Regions from separate parts of the Homo sapiens genome. Here region 1 is linked to region 2. A link is a contact called in ENCODE Hi-C or POLR2A ChIA-PET data. All regions are on one chromosome and are shown on one strand. The core of a region is the stretch at or near the end of the contact, and the rest is flanking DNA. Distances in the headings are between cores, read along the strand shown. Region 1 overlaps CDC37L1 (cell division cycle 37 like 1, HSP90 cochaperone). Region 2 overlaps LOC105375957 (a long non-coding RNA gene).

What was found. A loop is a pair of places that touch in the nucleus more often than their neighbours do. ChIA-PET counts read pairs that join two places held with the same protein, here RNA polymerase II (POLR2A).
Region 1: a loop to region 2 is called in a map of posterior vena cava, with 26 times the contacts of the local background. The contact joins two enhancer-like sites. A Hi-C loop is called at or near these places in 1 of 168 maps with a recorded cell type or tissue (posterior vena cava). POLR2A ChIA-PET finds 5 or more read pairs at or near these places in 1 of 52 experiments (activated CD8-positive, alpha-beta memory T cell).

The regions. Positions count from the first base shown.
Region 1 is chr9:4,686,238-4,692,630 of GRCh38, forward strand. CDC37L1 (cell division cycle 37 like 1, HSP90 cochaperone) reads left to right here. Exons shown (of 7, transcript NM_017913.4): 3 at 2,276-2,369. Among named protein-coding and RNA genes, the nearest start is that of CDC37L1, 9.9 kb to the left of the region's middle. Within about 2 kb of position 3,006, at least 4 of the 41 ENCODE cell types and tissues checked have a DNase peak (open chromatin) inside an H3K27ac peak, as active enhancers do.
Region 2 is chr9:2,659,765-2,666,915 of GRCh38, forward strand. LOC105375957 (a long non-coding RNA gene) reads right to left here. Exons shown (of 3, transcript XR_929436.3): 2 at 5,205-5,311. It overlaps VLDLR (very low density lipoprotein receptor), which reads left to right. Exons shown (of 19, transcript NM_003383.5): 19 at 1-292. Among named protein-coding and RNA genes, the nearest start is that of VLDLR-AS1, 41 kb to the left of the region's middle. Within about 2 kb of position 4,212, at least 5 of the 41 ENCODE cell types and tissues checked have a DNase peak (open chromatin) inside an H3K27ac peak, as active enhancers do.

The sequences.
Region 1 (6,393 bases), core at 1,756-4,255, 2.0 Mb after region 2:
GGACCAGCTCTAGTTCTGCTACAGCAGTCAGTAACACACACAGATAAGTGTACATCGCCACTAGCCCTATCAGTACTTTAACAGTGAGTCATATCTTTCTCGACTTTCTCTGTGCCTGTACTAATTTATATATACTTTTTCTCCCCCTCCACAATGGGATCATTCTTTATCTGAGTCATTTGCTATATCTGTATATATTGTTTTAAGGGGTGCATCTTGTGTTATTTTCTGTTCTGCATTTATATCCCAAAACTATTGAAAATAATTTTTTTTCTTCCAGAAGGAATGTTCAAAGTAATATTTCTTGTTTTGTAAAGTTAATGTCTCTTCTTTAACACAGTGGTCACAAAGAAAATATTTTCATTTTGTCTCTGCTTTTAATTATTTCTTTAAACTTAGGTTCTAAGGTTCTAAGACAGCCTACATTTATCTCACAAATTAATTAGGACTATCTTTATGTTCCAGTCATTTGCTCAAAATCCTACACTGGTTTTGTCTGGGAGCTTGAGACTTGAGAGGACTGGTCTAGATCTGCACTATCCAACTTGATAGCCACTAGCCACATGTGCTATTGAGTGCTTGAAATGTGGCTAGTCCGAATTGAGATGTGCTGTAAGTGTAAAATACACACCAGATTCCAATGATGTAGTGCCAAAAAAAGTAAAATATTAATAATTGTTTTGTATTGCTTACATGTTGAAATGATAATAGGCTGGATATGTTAAGATAAATAAAATAATTTATTAATGTCATCTGTTTCTTTTTGCTTTTTAACGTGGCTAATAGAAAACTTTAAATTACATTTGTGACTTGGATTGTATTTCTATTGGACAGTGCTGGTCTAGATGTCAGACTGCATGAAGAAAAAATCTTTTATTTTGAAATATGTAAACTTTTGAGTGCTTCCTGATTATAAACTGGCAGTGATCTAGTTTGCAATTTTTATTTTTGGCAGTGATGATAACGGGGTATAAATATGATCACAGAATGTTCTAAGAAACTTCTGCCAGTTTTTCTAGCTAGATACAAACTTTATTCTTGGTATATTTTATGACTTATTTAACTGAAAATAAGTACTTCCTTAATAGAAATTTGTACTTGACTTTAAAAATCAAACTGTTTGGTCTCTTCTAAGAAGTTTATTAGAAATGCAACAAAGGGCCAGGCACAGTGGCTCATGCCTATAATCCCAGCACGTTGGAAGGCCAAGGTGAAGGGATTGCTTGAACCCACGAGTTCAAGACCAGCCTGGGCAACATAGCAAGACCACGTCTCTACAAAAAATTTAAAAATTAGCTGGGTATGGTGGCTCACACCTGTAGTCCCAGCTACTCTGGAGGCTAAGGTGGGAGGATCACTTGACCCCAAGAGGTTGAGGCTGCAGTGAGCTATGATTGTGCCACTGTACTCCAGCCTGGGTGACAGAGCAAGACCCCATCTCAAAAAAAAAAAAAAAAAAAAAAAGACACGCAACAACAACAGTCTATTTCTTGTTTATGTCTTAATAAAGAATTTACGGTAAATATCATTTATTCTCTATGTGCTTTGAATTTCTGAGTTTATTTCCAGCAAGAACTCGAAAGATTAGGCAAGAGTTGCAAATATTTATAGGAATTAAATAATGCACAAGTAAACTATGCATATAAAATATAAAGGATGTTTCTATACCTGCTTTTAATTGGGAAATTCAGCTTACCAAAAAGGTTAATTCAGTTGTTTTTCTGTATGATTTCTAAGATGAACCTATATCCACACATATATCGTATGTATTTTTTTGTGAGATGGAGTCTTGTTCTGTCGCCTGGGCTGGAGTGCAGTGGCATGATCTCAGCTCACTACAACCTCTGCCTCCTGGGTTCACGCAAGATTCTCCTGCCTCAGCCTCCCGAGTAGCCGGGATTACAGGCATCCACCACCATGCCCAGCTATTTTTTGTATTTTTAGTAGAGACGGGGTTTCACTATGTTGGCCAGGCTGGTCTTGAACTCCTGACCTCGTGATCCACCCGCCTCGGCCTCCCAAAGTGCTGGGATTACAGGCGTGAGCCACCACACCCGGCCTCATACATCATTTTAAACAAAATTAATAAGACTCCCATACAAGAAAATTTTAATTTTTAAAAATAGTTTACCAGATGAATTTAATCATGTAATATCAGTATGATACTATACCACATATATTGTCTATAGGAAGAATTGCTAGATATTCAGTATCTGAGAAAGAAGATTCAATTAGAATTTAAAATCTGATTTAAATTTCTAAAATTTTTTCTTAGAGTTTTATTAATCAAGATAAAAGAAAAGACACAGAAGATGAAGATAAATCAGAATCATTTATGCAAAAATATGAGCAAAAAATCAGACATTTTGGTAAGTCTACTACTTGGATTTCCTTCTTTGTAATGTTTGGTATCATATGTACATGTGCAAAAAATGGATTTATAAAAAGAGAGCCAAAAAGAAAAGTGGCAAACTCCAATTTTGTAGCTTCTGGCACAGCTGTATAGATCTTGTTTTAGAATTTTTTTTTTTTTTGGTTATAAATAAAATTAATTGACAGAGCAAACCAAATGGTAAAGAGAAGCAAAAGTATTATTATATAGTGTACTACCTTTAAGACAACTTTATGTATTCCATAGCCTCTTTCCATTTCCTAAGTAGTCTTTGCTTTTTTCTTTTTCCTCTTTGCTTCCTTGGAATCTGATTATCTTATGTTTTAAAGATTATTCATTTTTTTTCAGGTTTTGGATATGATGCTTTATAATTCAGGCAGATCCTTGAACTGTTACTCAGATAAATATAGTAATAGAAATGTATATATAAAGAACTGAAAAATAGGTTTTTTCTATTGGGGAAAAAGGGTAAGAGGGGGGTTGATACAAGTGAAGGCTTCCCAGAGGAGCCAGCATCTGAGCTTGATTTCAAGGAACAGATAGGAGTTTTTCATGTATAAGGGAGGCAAGCCAACAGCAACAGCATGAGACGGGCAGTTAGGAAACAGCATGGTGTGTTCTGAGAATTATAGGCAGCATGATACCGCTGGCATGAAAATGCTGCTGGGAAGTGTTAGGAGTTAAGGTTTAAAACTTTTTTTTTTTTTAATTCCAAGTAGTATGTTAATTTAGTAAACATGGTTTTTATTTGTAATATGTTCATGAACTTTTTACATGGCATTTTGAAATCTTTTTCCTGTTGGTGTTTATTTACCCAACGTTTTTTGAATTTCGTTTATGCTTCAGTTATGTCAATATAATAAATATTACTTTAAATTTTTTCCCTTCCTTTTATGTAATTTATTCGTAAAATATTCACTTTGCTCATACTTTTCATTTTAAAGAAAGAAAAAAGACTGTGTTTAACTAAAAAATAGTACCCAAGGAAATAAAGACAAAGTTTTTCTACATATAATCAATGTGGTATTATTTATAATGGAAAAAAAATGAATACACAGGCCTCCCTTGGACAGATAGTAAAATCTTAAAATGAGCAGAGCCTTGAGTCATAAGGATAGAAAGCAAAAAATTTGCACATGAATCTTAGTTGTGATATGTGAATTGCCACTCCCGCCTACAGTCCTTGCTTTCTAGGCCCATGTTTTGCTGCTGAAGGAAAAATAGTACCATATACTGATTGCTCTTTCAGAGCATGTACTGCATCTGGTGAAACAACATTCCTCAAGGTGTTTTCACCCAGCTGGCACTCTGAAAGTTGGTTGCTTTGAAGCCATGAGAAACCTAGTAAATGAGAAGCAGTTCTTTCACTTTTGCTGTAAGCTGAGTGCCTTGTTCAGAAGCAATTTTGTGTAGGAAAATATCCAAATATCACAAAGTGTTGTAACCCATCTGGCACTATGTATCTTCAGCATTTTATAAAACCTGCTTCTGGGTAGTGATGTTCGTGATGAGAACAGTGAATTTCATGAACCCTACAGTCTTCATTTCTTTTGCTGTAAAATGAGTTTCTGGGTCAAAAAATAGTGTGGTATGGTGAATAATTCATTTAGTAAGACTACAGATGTATTACTGATTAGAAGCATGGCAAGGAGGGAGGGCACTTCCACATCTAGAGTGGGCTCGTTCAAGTGAGGAATTACCAGTCCCTCTGAGATGAAGTGGGACCAGGGTAGTCAACCTGCTACTTGATGGCTGGCTGATCTCTGCAGTGCATTGTGCCGTATTGAGATTTTGGTGTTTTTCGCTACTAGTAAATTAGGTGTTCAGTGGCTAAACTGGATTAGGATACTAGAACATCCTTGAGGGGAGAGTCTACACTGTCGAATCTATGCATAATCACAAACCTATGCCACCACGACCCCTGAATTTATGAAACTATTGTGCAAATAATGAGATAGTTGAGGAAAAAAACTGACTTAACATCCACAGGTGATTAATAAGCAATCATTTTGCTGTTACGTGTTGTGAACTTCCAATATACTATCTTGTAATAAATATCAGAGCCTTGCTGTTTTCACACCCAGCCAGACCAATAGCCATTCCCAGAGTCACAATGTGCCTGTTTCTTACTGAAAATGCATGTTGTCTTTAACTTCAAAGGAGATATATTACTTGCCACAGCACACTGGATCCCCAGGAATGTTACAAAGGTAGTAGGCTCTCAAAATGTTCATGTGTTTTATTTCCCACTCTGGAATAGATATATCTTAACAAGAGACCTGGAATACCTGCAATTTCTGCTTTACCAAGTTCCATCAGTGGAGAGTGGACCAACTTGTAGTCATGGGGAATGATGAGATAATAATCCCTGTGGACTGAATTATGGCACAGAGTTGATAGAGGTGTGACACAAGACAGTGAAAATTTGTGGCTATGCCTGCTTGATGGAAGATTTCTGTTGTATGCTTATTGTGATGAAAGAAGAAAGCTTACCAAAATGATGACTATATTGGTATACTCCTTTATTTTGTTTTTTTGTTGTTGTTTAACTTTTGTTTTAAATTCAGGGGTACATGTGCAGGATGTGCAGGTTTGTTACATAGGTAAGCGTGTGTCTTGGGGATTTGTTGTACAGATTATTACATCACCCAGGTATTAAGCCTAGTATTCATTAGTTATTTTTCCTGATCCTCCCACCCTCCGCCCTTCGGTAAACTCCAGTGTGTGTTGTTCCCCTTTATGTGTGCATGTATTCTCATCATTTAGCTCCCGCTTATAGGTGAGAATATGCGGTATTTGGTTTTCTGTTCCTTTGTTAGTTTGCTTAGGATAATGGCTTCTGGTATACTCTTCTAAACACATCTGCAATAGGAGATGTAATTAAAGCTTCCAGTTGGAGGCTTTCTGGACTTGGATTGCATTCTGGACTCTTGGTTGACACGGGCCTGGTGTGTGTGGGGGCTGTATAGGGCTATAGGGGCTTTACACCCATGTTTCTCTGTGGTCTTATTTGTACTTATATTCTTCAGAGTTTTTCCTAACTTTTCCCTTATACAATTTGTTGACTGCCTTTCTTGTGCTGCTTTTACCCTTACAATTAGGTGGAATTTACCACCTAGTGGTAAATGGTACAATATATCATGGACTATTATAAAGCATTGAAATCTGACTTTTTCCTCTACATTTGTATTTAGTTTATTAATTTAGTTAATTCACGTTTTATAAATATAAAATATTAATTTAAAAACAAAGGCTTTTATCTCTTAAATTTCACAACCGTTATATTCACAGTTATATGCATGTTTGACATCACTGGCTTTATGGTCATCAGAGCTGCTTTTTGAGTCATCTAATTTTCAGAGCACATCATCTTCACTTTCAGCCAAAGTTAGCTGTGATTCAGCTTTTTTTAATCTGTGTAGGATGTTGTCACTGGAAATTTTACCAAGAGCTATAAAAGTTTGCTCAAATACTATGATAGAAGTTTTTTCGTTTGTTCTGACTATGAATATTTACAACCTCTTCAATGTAATTGTTCATTGCTTTTAAAAAACATATCAATATCTTATTTTTGAAAAACATTTAATATAAAGCACTCTTACATATGAAGTGAAATGAATAGAAAATGTATATGATTTTAATGTTTTTTTTTTTTTTGAGACGAAATCTCGCTCTTGTCCCCCAGGCTGGAGTACAGTGGTGTGATCTCAGCTCACTGCAACCTCCGCCTCCCGGGTTCAAGCGTTCCTGCTGCCTCAGCCTCCCGAGTAGCTGGGATTACAGGCGCCTGCTACCACGCCTGGCTAATTTTTGTATTTTTAGTAGAGATGGGGTTTCACCATGTTGGCCAGGCTGGCCTTGAACTCCTGACCTCAAATGATCCGCCCGCCTCGGCCTCTCAAAGTGCTGGGATTACAGGCGTGAGCCACCACTCTGAGCCTTAATTTTGGTTTTTTAAAAAGTCATTCAAAAATATGCCTGGAAGGAAATACATCAAAATG
Region 2 (7,151 bases), core at 2,962-5,461:
AGACTTGGGTATTTCTCAGTTAACACACATGCAAGGAGGAAGAGAGTTTTTTTGAACAAAATGACTGGCTTTGACAAAACTATCTTGCTCTTTTTAAATGTCACTTGATACTAGAATGCGATTTAAAAGCATGTAATGCCTCAGGAGTCCGGCATATACAACCAAATTATCATGCTCAGGATCTTCAGAATTCTAAAGGCACATGTTAGAATGCAGAGTCCTGATGACCTGTCAATAAACTTTTTTTTACTAATGAACTGTACATTTAAATAAAAGTTTATTTTTGGGATAATTGTGAGCCTTTCCTTTCTCTAGAGACCTTTTATAAAAGCTTTTACTCAAATCTTTTTCCTTTTCTCAACTGAATCACTGAAGATGACTCAGTCACCCCTTTCTAGGAACAAGTAGGGCCACCCAGGTCTGGACACTTCAGGCTGAAAAACTGAGAGATGGTCCCTTTCTTGCCATATTTAGTACAGTTAGTGCCTCACCATGGACAGCCAGTATATTATCCTCTCAAATTTCCCCTCTCTACCCTTCCCATGAAAAAGACAGAAGTCAAAGCTACTGTTACTTAGTTAGGAATGTTAGCCTAGCACTTCCTTCTTGTAGGTGACTGAGAACAGGCCACACCTGGCTAAAGGGGGGCATATCCCAGGGCGGCAGGACAGGAAAGGACATTACAAGTAAAATCATTTTGATGCTGTCTCCTCGTTAGTTCTTAGATGGTCTGTGTTGAAATTCGTTTATAAGGCTAAAACTTTTGTGAGTCGTAGATATATTCCACCTAAAACTTTTCTAAGCAATGGCCCCAGTTGTTCGAATTAGTTGGGCACTAAACCTTGAAATTGACTCAGAGGATCCAAAAGAGTAGGAGAAAAATAAGTAAATCGAAGGAAAGAGAAACAGTCAAAAAAATATTTTAAAGCTCAACAGTGAGTCTGTAATAAGTGAGATATTGCATTTTGTTTGAGATGTTGATCTCACCAGCTTTGCAGTGAGGTGGATACAAGTTTGGATGTTTTTCCACTACTTAATCAGCTGTGGCCACAAGTAAGTTGCTTACCATCCAAGCTTATGTCCTCTTCTGAAAATCACAACACCTACTTTCATAGTTCTCATAAAAGAGAGAGGCAACACGTGTAAAGTGCTTCATTCAAACAACAGCTCTTTCCCTCTCTAGCACCAAAAAATAAATAAATAAATAAATCATGATTCATCTTTTTTAAAGTAAAAATCCTTATGTCTATTCGGAGATCTGATTTTGATCTGTACTCTTGTATTAAAATTCCATTTGCAAGTATTCCTTGTTAAATCTCCCCTTGAAATGCTAGCATTTGGTGATCTTTTTTTACTCAAAAAAATTAAAATGATTAATCATGCTGCACCTATTAGGTTTGCAGAAAGCCTCGTGTGTGACCCTCTGCTGATTAAAGAACACGGATGATTGGTTTAAGTTCACCAATTATTCAGAAATGTATTTTTAATTAGTGGGGGTAAGAAGACAGACTATACCTCATACCACTCCAGAAGATATAGCACACTCTTTGGATTTATCAAACTCAGCAAATATGATTGGCCCGCAATCTAGGAAATGTGAAATGCTAGATTTTAGGCATGAACATTTAATGTTATAGTGTTCAATTCAGAGGCATTTCTTGCCTACTGGTTTTGAGGGCAGAGAGTATATTTTATACCCTTAGTCATTGTTTATGTTGTCTTAAATTTACTCACTTACATGTGAGATTTGCTGATTTGTTCTTTAAAGATTTGTCCTTTAAAGTTTCAGGGAAATTTGCCTTTTGACCTGACCCCAAACAAGTAGCCCTGTGGTTTGCTAAGCAGGACTTCTAAATGCTGGAAGATAATTTTAAATAACTAGATAGCAACTGGCATTCCTCCTCAGACCTCAAGGGACTTAAAGTAACAGTTTCTAAAAGGTTCCAGAACAGTTTTATAATTGGCACATCCTAGAAGAAACATCAGTTACGGGGAAGCACACACATTTCTTAAACTTTTAACAAAATTGAGGAAGGATATATGGATCAGCCACATCAGAAGGTATCCCTCCTTATAGCCGCACATAGACATCCCCTATATGTGCTGTCTTTACTTCATTCATTTGTTTAGTGCCTGCTATGTACCAGGTATTGTTCTGGATTCTGGGGAACCAGAGAGAACATGAGAGGCCAGAGCCCCATCCTTCATGGTGCTCATTCTAGCTGGGAGTTAGGCACTGAACAGACATTTATATGTTAGGCAGTGATAAAATCTATAAAGATAAACAAAACAGAGTAAGGGACTAGAGAATAGCAGAATGTGCTATTTTAGATAAAGTGGTCAGGGAAGCTCTCCAAAGAGAGGATTTAGCAGACAACCTGGTGGAAATGTGTTATGAGCCCACTGAGGCATAGTAAAGACTGAAGCCATGAATAATGAATAATGAATCCTGAGGCATGAGCATGCCTGATTCCTCTAAGAAGAAGCAAGGTGGCCTTGGTAGCAGGAGGTGGCAGAGGCAGAGTGGGAGGAGAGAAAGGAAGAGGACCAAGTGATGTCAATTTCAAGAGCTGTGGTTGGGACTCAGTTTTTTTTTAAGTGACAGAACTTTTTTAGTGGGCTTGGGGCGATAGAATGACATCCAGTTTTAAAAGGCTCACACTGGCTGCTTTGTCTGGAATGGGCGGCTGGGAGGCAAGGGTGAAAACGGAGATATATTAGAAGACTCTGGTAGTGGTCCTGGTAGATGGACACGATGTGAGCTAAGCCAGTGGGGATGAAAGAAAGCTCTACTCCAGATTCGGTCCATCACAGGGGGTGTGTGCACAGGCTATCTCCCCAGAGTACGGGGAATTCAGCCTGTAGATGGTCCCTTAATCCAGGAGAATCTCACCAGTTCCTAGCTCAGCTGTGCCCTCTGCCTGTGGGATATCTGTTTGGCTGCCTCCCTGATTGGGCAGGGATGATAGGCTCAACACCAGGAAGGCTGGAAGAAAACAAGGCTGCGTGGAACGCAGGAGAAAAGCCATGCCTCTCCTCTCTAACCAAAAGAATTCAGGATTCAGAAGAAAAGAAGAGCCCAGAGCACGAATTCCAGCCCCCGAAAAGTTCAAAGGCTTCAACCATTCAAAGGAAGTTCTTTTCTACCTTCAGTGTAAAGGCCTTCCAAGGGACATATTTTGGCAGCATCATTTTAATATGGAGTTCCATACTAGCTCTTGAGTAATGGTCTCTGGAGGAATGTTTGTATGAATGGCATCATTTTTAAAAAATATGATGGCTTTAGGCAGGGTCCAGCATATCCTATCTATCCAACTGCTTTATATTTTCCCTGTTACCTGTCTGGTCTCTAAAAATATTGGAGAACTATCAAAACTACTTTCCCTAAGACATTTTAGAATCCTGGTATTTCTGAGTTAAAAGGAACCCAAAGGTCATTGAGTCTCTGATAGTTGTCTGATACAGGAGGCAACAGGCCCCATTGAGGAAGCAGAAAGTGGCCACCTAACATTACCAGGAAGGAGACCTCATTCAGCAATGTCTTAAGTCACCCACAGAGTAAGAATTGCTCTCATAGTAAGCCTGTAAATTCAACAATAACTTGTGACTCTTTAAGATAAAAAAAACAAACAAACAAAAACAAAACAAAAAAAAACAGGAATGGATGCTGTTTGGGAAAACAAAGCCTCCTAAAGCCAAAACTTTCAGGAAAGGATTCTTTGTATGTTAGGAAGTAAGGTGAGTCTCTGAAATGCATCCATGCATGTCACAGAAGCCAAATAGTAACAAACAGCTTATGAAACAGAAAGCAGCCTCTTCCCAGACATTAGCCCCAGTGCCTATTTCCATTCAGAAAACAAGGCCAACCTCCCATATGTCAGGATCCACTAACCTCCGGGGAGGACTATGCTGAGAACAGAGACTACGTGCCATTCTCCCTCTCTTCTCCCTCCCCTGCAGCAGGCAATGTGTTCCCAGTACTCTGTGAACTGTCTCTATTATGAGACAGATAATATTTCAGTGGGCCTACTTAATATTTTTAGTTCACCAAAAGTGGCACGCCGGTCTGTATGCAACTTCCAGTCTCTCAGAAATCCAGCGAAATGGGGGTGGAAAAAGATTATCTAAAACCAAAACCAACTGTAGCTTCTTTTGCCTTGGTAGGAGGGCTAGGGATGCCCCTGGGAAGGGAAATTTCTCTATAGCTACAAGGGAAGGAAAATCTGGATCTGCCAAAGGAGGTCCTGAGCCAAGTTTGGAAAGTAGGCTACAGATGGCTGCATTGCTCTGTATTCTGCAGAGAGAAAAGTCAAGTCAGGGATGAGGAAGTAGCTGTGAAGCAGCAGGGTGGAAAAGAGGGCAGAGGCACACGGTGTGCCGTGGAAATTTGGAGCTCAAGGTGACAAACAAGAATATCCAATATGCAATTTTGGATGGCTTACATTTTTGGCACTGTAAGCCCTATCACCTCCCTGATCCTTCAGTAATGTCTGTGGCACACACTAACACGTTGTGGGAGTGGCTTTTGATGAAAATCATAGATAGGAGCCCAGTCCTAGACCTGGGTTGATATGGCAACAGAACAGAGAAGGAACTTTCAGAACAATTTGTTAACTGAACGAATTAAGTCACTGAAGAGCTTAGAGTCAGAAAACATAAGCAACCCAGGGACTCTTAGAACTCTGGCTGGGACACTGGACTTTCTGCAGGATGTGGAATGGAAGTTCAACCCTGTATTATCTGGATATTCAAGGGCAGAATGACTCCAGATGATGTCACAAGCTATTAAATGTGTTAGATGGGATCAGGTGGCTTTTAAATACTATACACCCAGCATTTTGCTAGTCAGGATACAGAACTAAGTATAGCAATGGCTTGTAGGATCTTGGAATATCTTGAACTATGGAATCATCTTTCCAAAGTGTGAATATGACCATGTCACTCCCTATCTAAGATGACTTCTTGATGCCTACAGAATGAAGGCCAAGGTCCCTAGATTCAGGCTCAAGATCACCATGGCCTGACCCTGGAGCCTGCTGCTCAGCCCCGCTATGCCCTGCAGTTCCCCAGCCCAACTCAGTAATGCCCAACTCTTTGCAACCACTCCCCTCTCCCCTTCTCCTTTACTGCTGTTTCCTGTACAAGGCTGTGCCTTTGCTCCTCCTCTTCCCTCTGCCTGAAGTGCCCTTCTGGCCTTTACTTACCCGGCTCTTATTCTTCCAGGTCTGGGCTCAGATGTCTCTTCTTCCAGGAAGCCATTCCTGTTGTCCCAGTTTGGGTCATGAGTCTCTTGTATATCCAGCATATAATTCTACAATAACATGTATAACATCAGGTTGAGATTATGTATATGTATATAACTTCTTGACTGAATGAAACACAAGCTTCTTTTATATAAGAATTTAGTCTTTGCAATCTTTGTGCCTTGAGTACGTAGCACAAAGTTGAATGCTTTTTAAGTGCTCAAATACTGGATTGTAAAACTAAATTGATCCCATGATTGCAAACCATAGATTATTTTGTAAATAAGCATCCCAGTATTTAGGCCTCCAAGTAACCACTGTCTCTTGAAAGAAGTTTTCGTAAGAGGTTGTTTGCCTATCCCGGTGATTTCCTACTCAGCACACAAGTTACAGGTCCTATTGTGGATTTATATTCAGGGAGCACAAAGCTGATTTTTGCATACATATTGTTATAAAAAAAAAAAACCCTTACATCTTTGAAGGTAGACTTAAGATTTTGAAACAGCAAAATCGTTGCACTTTCCATCAGGGAACATAGTAATTGTCATGCTGGTTAATGCCCTTTTGAGACCCTCCATAGCTGTCCTAATGAGGAAGTCCTACAGATCGTATGTAGAGCTAATAACATTGATATGGTTTGGCTGTTTCTCTACCCAAATCTCATCTTGTAGCTCCCATAATTCCCATGTGTTGTGGGAGGGACCAGGTGGAAGATAATTGAATCACGAGGGTGGGTCTTTCCCATGCTGTTCTCCCGATTGTGAATAAGTCTCACGAGATCTGATAGTTTTAAAAACAGGAGTTTCCATGCACAATCTCTTTTTGCTTGCCACCATCTGTGTAAGATGTGACTTGCTCCTTCTTGCCTCCCGGCATAATTGTGAGGCCTCCCCAGCCATGTGGAGCTGTAAGTCAATTAAACCTCTTTTTCTTCCCAGTCTTGAGTATGTATTTATCAGCAGCATGAAAACAGACTAATAGAGCAAATTGGTACCAGTAGAGTGAGGTGCTGCTGAAAAAATACCAGAAAATGTGGAAGTGAATTTGGAGCTGGGTAGCAGGCAGAGTTTGGAACCATTTGGAGGGCTCAGAAGAAGATAGGAAAATGTGGGAGAGTTTGGAACTTCCTAGAGACTTGTTGAATGGCTTTGACCAAAATGTTGATAGTGATACGGACAGTGAAATCCAGGTTGAGGTGGTCTCAGACAGAGATGAGGAACTTCTTGGGAACTAGAGTAAAGGTGACTCTTGCCATATTTCAGCAAATACACTGGTGGCATTTTGCCCTGCCCAAGAGATTTGTGGAACTTTGAACTTGTTTCTTGAGGAATCATTACTCTGATAGACACAAAAACAATTCCTCCTATCCCCCACCAAAGCAGCCCACAAAGATATCTCCATCTCCTGAGCTTTCAGAGAGTGTGCTGTCTGGCAAGAGAGATGATTTAGAGTATCTGGTAGAAAAAATTTCTAAGCAGCAAAGCGTTCAAAGAGGTGACTTGGGTGCTGTTAAAGGCATTCAGATTTAAAGGGGAAACAAAGCATAAAAGTTCCAAAAATTTGCTGCCTGACAATGCAACAGAAAGGAAAATTCCATTTTCTGAGGAGAAATTCAAGCTGCCTGCAGAAATCTGCCTAAGTAACAAGGAGCCAAATGTTAGTCATCAATCCAATGGGGTAAATGTTTCCAGGGCATGTCAGAGACCTTTGCAGCAGCCGCCCCCACCCCGCCCCCGGCCGCTGCCATCACAGGCCCAGAGGCTTAGAGGGAGAAAATGATTTTGTGGCCCAGGCCCAGGGTCCCTCTGCTGTATGCAGTCTAGGAACTTGGTCCCCTGCAACCCAGCTGCTCCAACTATGACTAAAAGGAGTCAAGGTACACCTTGGGCTTTTGCTTCAGAGGATGGA